2 separate regions of the Homo sapiens genome follow, and region 1 is linked to region 2. Evidence: chromatin contacts called from ENCODE Hi-C or POLR2A ChIA-PET data. All regions are on one chromosome and are shown on one strand. Each heading gives the region's core, a stretch centred on a gene start or an enhancer-like site at or near the end of the contact. The rest is flanking DNA. Distances are from core to core; before and after follow the strand shown.

The links. Hi-C counts contacts between places; a loop is a spot of excess contacts on that map. ChIA-PET counts read pairs that join two places held with the same protein, here RNA polymerase II (POLR2A). Pooled maps may share reads with other maps.
Region 1: a pooled map shows a loop between it and region 2 (1.9-fold over the local background). The contact joins the enhancer-like site here to the promoter of TOMM5 in region 2. A Hi-C loop is called at or near these places in 1 of 50 pooled maps. POLR2A ChIA-PET finds 5 or more read pairs at or near these places in 2 of 52 experiments (T-cell and activated T-cell).

What each region holds. Positions count from the first base shown.
Region 1 is chr9:35,841,126-35,846,687 of GRCh38, forward strand. It overlaps TMEM8B (transmembrane protein 8B), which reads left to right. Exons shown (of 13, transcript NM_001042590.4): 4 at 9-142; 5 at 401-669; 6 at 1,267-1,592; 7 at 4,850-4,943; 8 at 5,133-5,256; 9 at 5,344-5,486. Among named protein-coding and RNA genes, the nearest start is that of TMEM8B, 15 kb to the left of the region's middle. RefSeq lists a silencer at 3,487-3,781 and an enhancer at 5,251-5,562. Within about 2 kb of position 3,931, at least 13 of the 41 ENCODE cell types and tissues checked have a DNase peak (open chromatin) inside an H3K27ac peak, as active enhancers do.
Region 2 is chr9:37,590,850-37,596,437 of GRCh38, forward strand. It overlaps TOMM5 (translocase of outer mitochondrial membrane 5), which reads right to left and starts at 1,748. Exons shown (of 2, transcript NM_001001790.3): 1 at 1,563-1,748. The coding sequence starts at 1,683. RefSeq lists an enhancer at 1,345-2,104 and silencers at 3,063-3,357, 3,757-3,826.

The sequences.
Region 1 (5,562 bases), core at 2,681-5,180, 1.7 Mb before region 2:
TGTCCCAGGGTCTCCAGGATGAGTGTCAGTACCTCCTTCAGCCGCAGCTGATTGTCCGGCGTTTGCTGGACGTCGCTGTGCTGGTTCCTGGCCGGCCCTCAGAGCAAACCCTCTCCCCACACAATCGCTCAGCCCTGTACAAGTAAGTCAAAGACTCCCCACACCTGGTCCTTTCCCTCTTCTGTGGCCTCATACAGGCTGCAGGGTTCTCTCTTGGCTTCTCCACCTACCTGCCTGGTCCCTGGGTGGGATCCCTGCCTCCCTCCCTCCCAGCACAGAGCGGGAGACCTGAACAGGCCTCCTTCCCACCCTATGCCCCCTCCTTCCTAGTGCTTCCCTTGCCCTGTGTTCCTCTCGCCTCTGTTTGTGCCTTCTTACCCCCAACCTCTCCTCTGCCCAGGGTCTTTGTGCCCAGCTTCACTTACAGGGTTTCAGCACAGCTGGTGTGTGTGGGGGGCCGTGGGGTATCTGCCTGCCCCCTGTCACTGCGTCTGCGTCCCAAAGCCCCACCCCTGCACAACTCAAGCTCTGTGGCCTGTGGAGGTGCCTCAGGATGCCAGCTGGAGCTGGCACTGCCCCCCTGGGGGCACTGGGTCTACGTGCGTGTGGAAACATCATCCCGGGGCCCTGGTAGGACCATCCGCTTCCAGCTGTGTGTGCGGTTGCAAGGTCAGAACCCCTGCATTTGCCCCAGTCTGTGTAGACATCTGTGGTTGGGAAGTGACTTGGGTGGCTGTGTTCAGTGGCCCTCTGCCATATCCCTACAACCTCCCCTCCCCATCCCAAGCTCCTTCATGCTCCCTGAAGCCATCACACTTGGAGCTCCAAGTTATTGGAAGGCCTTTAGATAATTTTTTTTTTGCATCTGACTTGAGACAACTAAAGGACCTCATTACTTTCTTTGATTTAATCTCTCAGTTTCCTGGGGTAGGCAGGGACATCCAGGACCTCTGGGACACTGTCCTTGCCAAAGCCCTTGCAAGTCAGTGAGACAGCCTCTCATACTTAGTATCTGTTTCAATAGTGTCTTCAATGCCTTTAGGGAGGGATAGATGACCTCAGTTCCCTCCAGTGTGGTATTGCATTAGCTGTCACCATTAGGAAACCCCTATAAACCTGGATGCCCCACACTCCCAAGGGACATCGCATTCTAGTTCTCATCCTTCCCCACTCTTTGCGAAATCCTGTCTAGCTCAGATGTGTTTATGAGTAAGTTCAGGACTGTAAAGGCTGCAGGCCCAAGCTCTGGTTTCCTCTGCCCCACAGAGTGCCCACAGCCCGGCCTGCTCCGAGCCCTGGTCCCTGGAGCTGCCATGAACATGCCCCAGTCCCTGGGCAACCAGCCACTGCCCCCAGAACCGCCATCCCTTGGAACCCCTGCGGAGGGGCCTGGGACCACGTCCCCACCCGAGCACTGCTGGCCAGTGCGCCCGACTCTGCGCAACGAGCTGGACACCTTCTCTGTCCACTTCTACATCTTCTTTGGCCCAAGTGTGGCCCTTCCCCCTGAGCGCCCAGCCGTGTTCGCCATGAGGCTGTTGCCAGTGCTGGACAGTGGAGGCGTCCTCAGCCTGGAGCTCCAGCTCAATGCGGTACTCTTTATGGAGAGTGGGGAGGTTGCTCTGCCAGGGAGCTTGAAGGGGAAGGTGTCAGGGGTGTTGGGGTGTTTACCTCCTCCAGGAAGCCTGTCCAGGTTGCTCCCACCCATCCTGACAATTAGGGACCATGGCTCAGCCCAATTCTGGTCAACAAACATGTCCTGAGTATTCACTCTGCTACAGATGGGCGGGTCAACCAGGTCAACTCAGTGTCTGGGGTTTCCCAGTTTTGTAGGCTCACTTCCTGCTCATTACTGGCCTTTCACTACGGTAGTTGTTAACCTTTTCTTGCAAATCTCCTTTGATGGGGAGTTTACCACCTCTTGAGGCCACACAGTTCATGTTTGGATAGCGCTGATTGCCAAAGGCATTCCTGACATCCCATCAAAATCTGTCTCCATGAATTTTTTACCCACTCATCTTTGATTCAGTGGGTAAAAGCCATATCCAGAAGCCATTTCCAGTAAATCTATCTCTGTCCTGTTCTTTTTTAAAGCAACAGACTTAATTTTTTTTAGAGCAGTTTTAGGTTGAGCAGAAAGCACAAAGTTCTCATATACCCACTCTCTCACGTTTTCCCCTATTATTAATATCTTACATTAGTATGATATATTTATTACATCCCAGTCCTATTTTTACAGCCCTTCAGATGTTACCTGCAACCACCCAAAAGCTGAAGAACCTCAGTGTCTTAGGGGTCTTGGTATTTGGATCTCTCCCCTTCCTTCACTATCTCACCTGGTCATACTTCTAGTGGTCACTGTGTCTCTGAAATAAGTGATCTGAGGTGGTCGGACCGGGGTACCAGGTAACAAGACTTGCATTTGTGCTGCCTGAGATTGAGTTGCCTTTTTCAGCAGCTGCATTACACTGTGGGATCACCTAGGGCTTGTGGTGAACTGAGATCCCTGGGTCTTTTCCCTTTACTTCCTTTGTATTTTCTTCAAACCAGTTGTATACATTTACTTTTTTATTATAAGAGTAATAGGATCACATAAAAACTTTGGAAAATAGGGGAAAATATCTCCCTAATGCAACTGTTTAACCCTTTTTTTTTGAGACGGAGTCTCACTCTGTTGCCCAGGCTGGAGTGTAGGGGTGTGATCTCGGCTCACTGCAACCTCCACTTCGCAGGTTCAAGTGATTCTTGTGCCTCAGCCTCCAGAGTAGCTGGGATTACAGGAGTGCACCACCACACCCAGCTAATTTTTTGTATTTTTAGTAGAGACTGGGTTTCACCATGTTGCCCAGGCTGGTCTCAAACTCCTGGACTCAACTGATCCGCCTGCCTCGGCCGCCCAACATGTTGGGTTTACAAGTGTGAGCCACTGTGCCTGGCCCACAGCTGTTTTTGGTTTATGTCCTCCCATGTCTTTTCCACATTAATTACTTTGTTTATCTAGTTGTAATCAAGGGGCATATACATTTTGGTGCCAATTCGCATCTTGCATTTTTGCAGTGAATTTTTGAACCTGAATGGAAGAATTTATGTCCCTCCTTGAGGTATTGCCTAATACTGGTTTGGAACTCGGGCCTTCTCCACTTTGTGTAATTCACACACTTGCAAAGCCAACTTTTTGTACTTCTTAGTCATTACTGTCAGCGTTAAGACTGAGATGAGGGCGGAGCCCTATGTTGGCCCATTAGAGAATATCTTCAGCTTAGCTGTTCCCTGAGCCAGGGATCCTTTTAACTCTACTATCCTCCAGCCCTGAGAGCAGGGACCGCTTTCCCATCAGCCAACCTGAGGCCTGGTCTGTGGCTTCATGTGGTCTTTTATGGGACACGGCTTAGAACTTTCTAGTCGTCCTGTTAGAGCCATTTATTCAACCTGAAGATATTTCTTATTTACATAATCAAATTCTCTCTTTGTTCTAGCTAAGACTGTATGTATTTTGTGTTTGCTTATTGCCATGCCTCTGGGCAATGACAGTGAGATCTTGATTCGACCTTGAAACCGTAGACCCTGAATTAGAGGACAGCCTTACGCATACTTGTTCTTTCTTCCTCAGTACCCTGAGAATAGAAGCCTAGCCCTCCTGCAGCCCCTCACCCTTTCCCTCTCTGCATTCCCATCCATTCACTTTAATGAGCATCTGTTTACATTCCATCCATCTGCATTCTATGACGCGTGCTAAGCACCTCAGCCTGTTCTGTTTATTCTGAAAGGTATTTCCTCCAAATATTTTGATTTTTTTTTCTCCCCTTGGATCAAGAACTGGACATTTGGATCAGAGAACTGCATATACTTTTTTCTTTGGCTCCCTCCTAGAAAGACTTTCACTGAGTAATACTTTGGCATATTGCCCCGGGCTTGCATTGAAGGAAGTTATATAAGGAAGTTGTATGAAACTCACTCTTGTGGCTGAGGACAGGATGCATGACAACACACAGTGCCGCTTTGATGAGAATTTATCTCAGAACTTCCCCTTTGGATGCTGTGATTCTCCAGAGACTCTGATTAGCTTTTATATTATGTAGTTGCAAATCTGGTAACTCATGATACTTCCTTTGCTTTGGTTGCTTGGAAGGCAGTATCAAATATATGGCCTACCTTAGGGACAGACTTTATTTTCCTGTCCTGATTTTTAAGTTTCCCTCAGGCATTTATTATATTCTATTTTATGTAAGCTGCCTCAAATCCTTCTTGAATGAGGTGAGCTTATGGCATCCTGTTGCCTTTATTCTTGTAGACAACACCTTACATTTACTCTTGCAGATATCTGGTTTCTTTTAATCCCAGCCAGGTTGCTACATTTAATCTCTTGGGCATTCTGTTACCACTGTTCAGTACCTAGGATCATTTCACCTGAGTTGGAGTGAGTGTCTTCATGCTCCACCTGTCTTGGGGTCCAGGTGAAGATGATGGGAAACCTTACAATTGCCTTTGTCCACAATTAGTTTCTATAACTGGCAACAGCCCTCCTTCTCCTTAATGAGCTAGATAGGACTGAAAAAGAGGGTGTTCTCTCTTGCTTGGACAGAATTGAAACACTTCTGCCCAAAGAACAGATTCAAAATTGGGCCTTGCCGTCTCATCAGTCCTTGAAAGATTTCTGCTGTGGAGGATCTGTTGTTTTTCAGTTTTTCTGTTCTGAGAATGGAGGTGAGAGAGCAGCTTTGGCGTGGAGAGCGCCGGGAGGAATGGGCTGTCCTTGGAAGGTGTGGGTTAACAGGGGTGGGAGTCTGAGGGTGGCGGTGGGTGGAGATGGAGGATGTGGCGGCCTCACTTCCATACCTGCCCTCCCCAGAGCTCCGTGCGCCAGGAAAACGTGACGGTGTTTGGATGCTTGACTCACGAGGTGCCCTTGAGCCTGGGGGATGCAGCAGTGACCTGTTCCAAAGGTGAGGTGAGGAATGGGGGAGGAGAGGAAGCTGCAGTGTGGGGGTGGTGGTGGCGGGCAGAGGTGAAGGTGGGGAGGGATGGAATGGAGGAATGATAGGCTAGGGTTCCGGGAAGTGGGAGCAGGTGGGTGAGGGTTCTTGGGTTCTGACCCCTCCTCCCTCTCACTGACTCCTTCCTTCTCCCTTCAGAGTCCCTGGCCGGCTTCCTCCTCTCTGTCAGTGCCACCACCAGGGTTGCCAGGCTGCGAATCCCATTCCCGCAGACGGGGACCTGGTTCCTGGCCCTCCGCTCCCTGTGCGGGGTGGGGCCTCGGTGAGCGGTGCGGGGCGGGGCCAGGGCTGGGACCGGGACTTGGCGGGGGTGGCCCGGGGCCCCAGGTGACTGCGAGTTTGTGCGCAGGTTCGTGCGGTGCCGCAACGCGACGGCCGAGGTGCGGATGCGCACCTTCCTGTCCCCATGCGTGGACGACTGCGGGCCCTACGGCCAGTGCAAGCTGCTGCGCACACACAATTATCTGTACGCAGCCTGCGAGTGCAAGGCCGGTGAGCAGGCTGGCGAGGGAGCGGGCTGCGGTGGACTGGAGGTGGACCTGCTGGGCCTGTGGGCAGGCGGCGGGAG
Region 2 (5,588 bases), core at 498-2,997:
AAGAGACACAGAATAAGGGACATCTCAGTATCAGTGAGCTCTGGCCTAAGCCCAACATGAGCCTTCAATAGGATGACTTTGGTATGGCCTTCATTTATTTGAACCATCCCTGCCGCTCCATCCAGACTGGCTGGCCAATAATATACAGCAAGGAACAATGGAAAGGATACTGAATTGAGAACGAGAAGGCAGGGCATTCGAGAACTGATCATAAAGCTGCTTCCAGTTCTTATATTCAGTGTTCCTATAACTCTGATACCTTCCTTCCTTGCTAAGTCCCCTCTGAAAATCAAGTTCTCATTTGTAAAATGATATAAAGAATCTTAGGCCCTGCCTCCCTCAAAGGTCCACTGTCAAGACTATATAATGGGAGTAACTTCCTGTCAATTTTAAGATATAGAAAAAAAAACCTCAAATATTTGCATTAATCCTATAGACTCATATTCTTTTTTCCCATTTTTTTCCAAAAAACTAATGACTCACTTCACCCTCTATACAAAGAAACAGAAATGAAGCAAAACTTTTTGGATTTCAAAGGTCAGCACTTTTGAAAGGGAAGGAACCCGGCCGCTGGTTCACGCCTGTAATCCCAGCACTTTGGGAGGCTGAGGCAGGTGGATCACCTGAGGTCAGGAGTTCGAGACCGGCCTGGCCAACATGGTTAAACACCCATCTCTACTAAAAATACAAAAATTAGCCGGGCGTGGTGGCGCGCGCCTGTAATCTCAGCTACTTGGGAGGCTGAGGTGGGAGAATGGCTTGAACTCGGGAGGCAGAGGTTGCAGTGAGCCAAGACTGCGCCACTGCACTCCAGCCTGGGCAACAGGGCGTGACTGTGTATCGAGGAAAAAAAAAAAAAAGAAAAGAAAAGAAAGGGAAGGAACCTGGTACTGAGTTAAGAGTTCTGGATTTTAGGTCAAGATCATTCACTGAATCGCTGAGTGACCTTTGGCCAGCCTTCCCAAGAAGGCTGTTTCTTCCTTCTAGAACTATGGTTCTGTTTCTCTGTTTCTCTGTCTGCAAAAACGAGGGAGTTCCTCTAGGGATAATTACTTGAGCTCTTTCAGCTCAAACATTCTTTTTTTTGAGATGGAGTCTTGCTCTGTCACTCAAGCTGGAGTGCAGTGTCGCGATCTCGGCTCACTGCAACCTCCGCCTCCTGGATTCAAGCAATCCTCCCACCTTAGCCTCCCGAGGAGCTGGGATTACAGGCGCCCGCCACCACGAACTCCTGACCCCAAATGATCCGCCCGCCTCGGCTTCACAAAGTGCTGGGTGGGATTACAGGTGTGAGCCAACGCGCCCGGCAGCTCAAACATTCTTCAAGCTGGGAGAACCAGGATGATTAAACACGCGCGCCGGCCACCACGTGCACTTCAGTGCCCGGACCCTGACCCGCAGACCTCAAACCGCGCATATGCCCGTCGCCTTCAACGCGCACCCTCCTTGCTCCCCGCTACCGTTCAGCTCAGTTCGAAGGCCCCGATGACCCCTTAGAGTTAAGGGGTGCCCGTCGGTGAGCTCCCCGCTGGTCTCACAGTCACAGCCCGGGAGACACTCACTGACTCGCAGGAGGGCCACGTAGATGAGAAAGTTCCGTATGGAGGAGATCACATCCTCGCGCATCTTCCGTTTCATCTCCTCCGGGTCCAGCTTCGGCGCGAGGCCCTCAATCCGGAACATCGCGGCTCTGACTTAGCAGCTTCCAGCCGCCGCGCTCTGCTCTCCACGGTGGCCGCCTCGCGCCCGGAACTCGGCCTATCCTCACTTCCTGTTCCCGCCCTCTCGTTGCCACACTCGACGATGGATGCCTGCACGGGACAATCCACGTCCTGACCCAGCTGATCTGAAGTGCGGTGTGAAGCGGGCGGCCGCAAGCTCAGCAACGCAGGCTCTGGTTTCTCCACGCTGTCTTTAATAACATCTGTCATACAAAAATCAGCCCGGCTCGGTGGCGCGTGCTTACAATCCCAGCTACTCGGGAGGCTGAGGCAGGAAAATCGCTTGAACCCAGGAGGGGGATGTTGCAGTTAGCCGAGATCGCGCCACTGCGCTCCAGCCTGGGCGACAGAGCGAGCGAGACTCCGTCTCAAAATAATAATAATAATAATAATAATAACAACAACAATAACATCTATCTTGAGCCTGGAGCGCTGCGCTGTAAAGTGCTTTTACGCGCTGGAGGGGGCTGTGCACATAGGTACCACTGTAAACAGTGATAACTAACATTTATTGAATATTCAATATAATTGTCCCCCGTGAATTCGATATTATAATCTTCGTTTCCTAGATTAGACAATTGAAGCACAGAGATCTTTAAAACATCTTGCCCAAATGTGCTTTAATTTTTATTTATTTTTTTATTGCTAATTGTGGTGGTTGAGACTGTTCTGGAACTCCTGGGTTCCAGGATCCAAGCGATCCTCCCGCCTCGGCCTCCCAAAGTGCTGGGATTACAGGCGTGAGCTATCGCGCCTGGCCCCCAAATGTGCTTAAAAATACCTCAGAGGGGGAAAAAAGTATTGAGAGAGATAAGTGATGTCAGCAAAATATTAAAAACTGCTGGTGACTAGTACTTCATTTTAGTTAATTATTCTAGTCTTTCTTGAGTATGTTTGAAACTTTACATAAGTTAAAACAAAGAGACAAAGATGAAACTTTTTTTTTTTTTTTTTTTTTTTTGGAGACAGAGTCTCGCTCTGCCGCCCAGGCTGGAGTGCAGTGGCGCAATTTCAGCTCACTGCAACCGCTGCTTCCCAGGTTCAAGTGATTCTCCTGCCTCAGCCTCCTGAGTAGCTGGGATTACGGTTGCGCAGCACCACGCCTGGCTAAATTTTGTATTTTTTGTAGAGACGCGGTTTCACCATGTTGGCCAGGCTGGTCTTGGAAACTCCTGATCTCAGGTGATCTGCCCACCTCGGCCCCCAAAAGTGCCGTGATTACAGGCATGAGCCACCGCACCTGGCCTTTTTACAGATTATTGAAGCACAGAGGTCTTTAAAATACTGTTAGCCAAGTAACACAATATGTATAAAGCAAGTTCAAATCTGATCAGCATTTTACAGATGAATAGAAAGAGGCTCAGAAACCAAGTCCAGCTTTGGTGTGAAGCCCTTTATCTGGAACATCGCAGCTGAAGTCTAAAGTGCACTAAAGTCTAGTCATTCTGCTGGTGATGCACGGGCAGGGTTCTAATGCAGATAATTATCATGTCAAGTTGAATTATCTTTCCCCTGCACCCTACTGCTCATCTGTTAGTCTTTAACAGTTAGTGCCCACATGGATGGACATCGCTAGAGTCAAGAGTTTGATGCAACCAGATTTCCTGTCACAGAAGCATCCAAACAGAGTTAGTAGGCTGCTGCCCCAAGTTACGCATGCCAACTAGCCATATCTACTTCTTACACGCAAGCCAGATGACTGAATTGCTCACATAATTCAAAACCAGAATGTTCCTTCTTGACTGCATATTGCATAGCAACAATGGACTTTGGATAAATTAGGACAATAATTTACTATGAGAGCAACTAATAACTATATGCACGGTCAACTTTCTGGTTGACAGAATGTAAGGCACTGGGGCAAGAAAGGGAACTCATCTGCTTATTCCAGCTTTAGCAACCTTTTGCATCTGTAATTCATGCAATGGAATAGCAGAGGCAGCTCTGGAATGGGAGGGGCTGACTCCCAAGGAATAGCCTCCAGCCAACCCTTGGTGAGTGTTTAGAAAGCCTGCAGTGATGTTGAAAGCAGCAAGAACTGCGGAAAGAACATGAACAGGAACACTGGAGACATGGACTCTAGATCTGGCACTGCTGCCAACTAGTGGTGTGATGAGGGACGAGTATCTGATTTCACTGCAACTCCATTTCTTTCTTCTTCTTTATTTATTTATTTATTTATTTATTTTAGACTGAGTTTTGCTCTGTCGCCCAGGCTGGAGTGCAGTGGCGTGATCTTGGCTCACTGCAACCTCTGCCTCCCGGGTTCAAGCGATTCTCCTGCCTCAGCCTCCCGAGTAGCTGGGACTACAGGCGTGTGCCACTACGCTCGGCTAATTTTCTTTTTTCTTTTTTAAGAGATGAAGTTTTGCTCTGTCGCCCAGGTTGGAGTGCAGTGGTGTGATCATAGCGCACTGCAACCTCACACTCCTGGGCTCAAGCAGTCCTTCTCCTGCCTTAGCTTCCTGAGTAGTTGGGACTACTGGCACGTGCCACTACACCTGGTTATTTTTTTCTATTTTGTTAGAAATAGAATATTGCTGTGTTGTCCAGGCTGGTCTCAAACTCCTGGGCTCAAGTAATCCTCTTGCCTCAGTCTCCTGACCGAGGCATGAGCCACTGCACCCAGTTCTTCCATTTGTTTAGTTGGAAAGGGAAGGCATATATTGAGATGCTTTTGAAAGTTTCTTCCAGTTCTAACAGTCTATGCATTTTTTAAAACCACCTATGCATCTTGAATTTTAATTGTGTCATCTAGAACTTTCTGTTATGGAGTGTATGACTTTGAAAATATCATCAAATATGGTCAGACATCAAAATGGTCAGTGTGTGTGTGTGTTCCACGATAGGATGGATGTAAAAATAAGGCATATCTCATCCATCCGAATAGTGAGGCAAAGTGATTGGGAAGGGGTGAGTTCTTGTTACGTGGTTCCAGTAACTTCAACCCCTAATGCTGATAAAATTTAGAAAAACAGCTCACATATGAAACTATCAATTTATTTTCTCTGCAGAGATGCTTTTGAGTAACTTTCATAGGAAATGAAAGACGGGATAAATTAGCCAAAAATAATGTTTCTTGGTGAAAAGAACAGATTTTAAGCATTTGAATTTTATTCCCTAAATTAAAGCAGTACTTTCTTAAATTAATTTTTTGAGACAGGGTCTCGCTATGTTGCCCAGGCTATTCTCAAACTCCTGGGCTCAAGGGATCCTCCTGCCTCAGCCTCCCAAGTAGCTGGGATACAGGCAAGCGCCACCATGCCCAGCTAAAGCAGCACCTTTACACCCGGTAGGTGATATGGTAGCAAACGGCTAGCCTGTTAAAGGGCAGTATTATTTTCATAACAATTTTCTTAAGTCTGGTGCTTGCGTACCTGTAGAGACAGAAGTAGGTAGTGGATAGAAATATGGGGTAGCTAGATCTTGGAGTGAAGAATTGGTGTTGGTTACAGGCTAGGAGGATGACCCATTCCTGTCTCAGATACGTTCCTCCTGGTGAATTCAGTTTTCCCCTTGCATGGTTCATCTAGTTGTAATGAAGGAAACTCATGAAAAGAGATTCGCTTCTCTTTTTTGGCTTTTTAAAAAAGTGCTTATTTATTTGGCATGTAGGTGGTGGTATTGTCCAATGACAGTGGGTTTAGGTGAGGCAAATTGAGAAAATATGCTTCAGGAAGTCAACATTGGATGGAGCTATTTCATATCTTGGACCCCTCATTCTTCCTCAATGATGGGATGATTAGAGGTTGGGTCTAATCTTTAAAGTTGCCCACATTTCTAAAAATGCTGTAATTCTGTGTTCATCTTTCCTGTTCTTCCTACATAACCTTGAACTAAAAGCTAAGAGCAAAGGATTCACTGTGA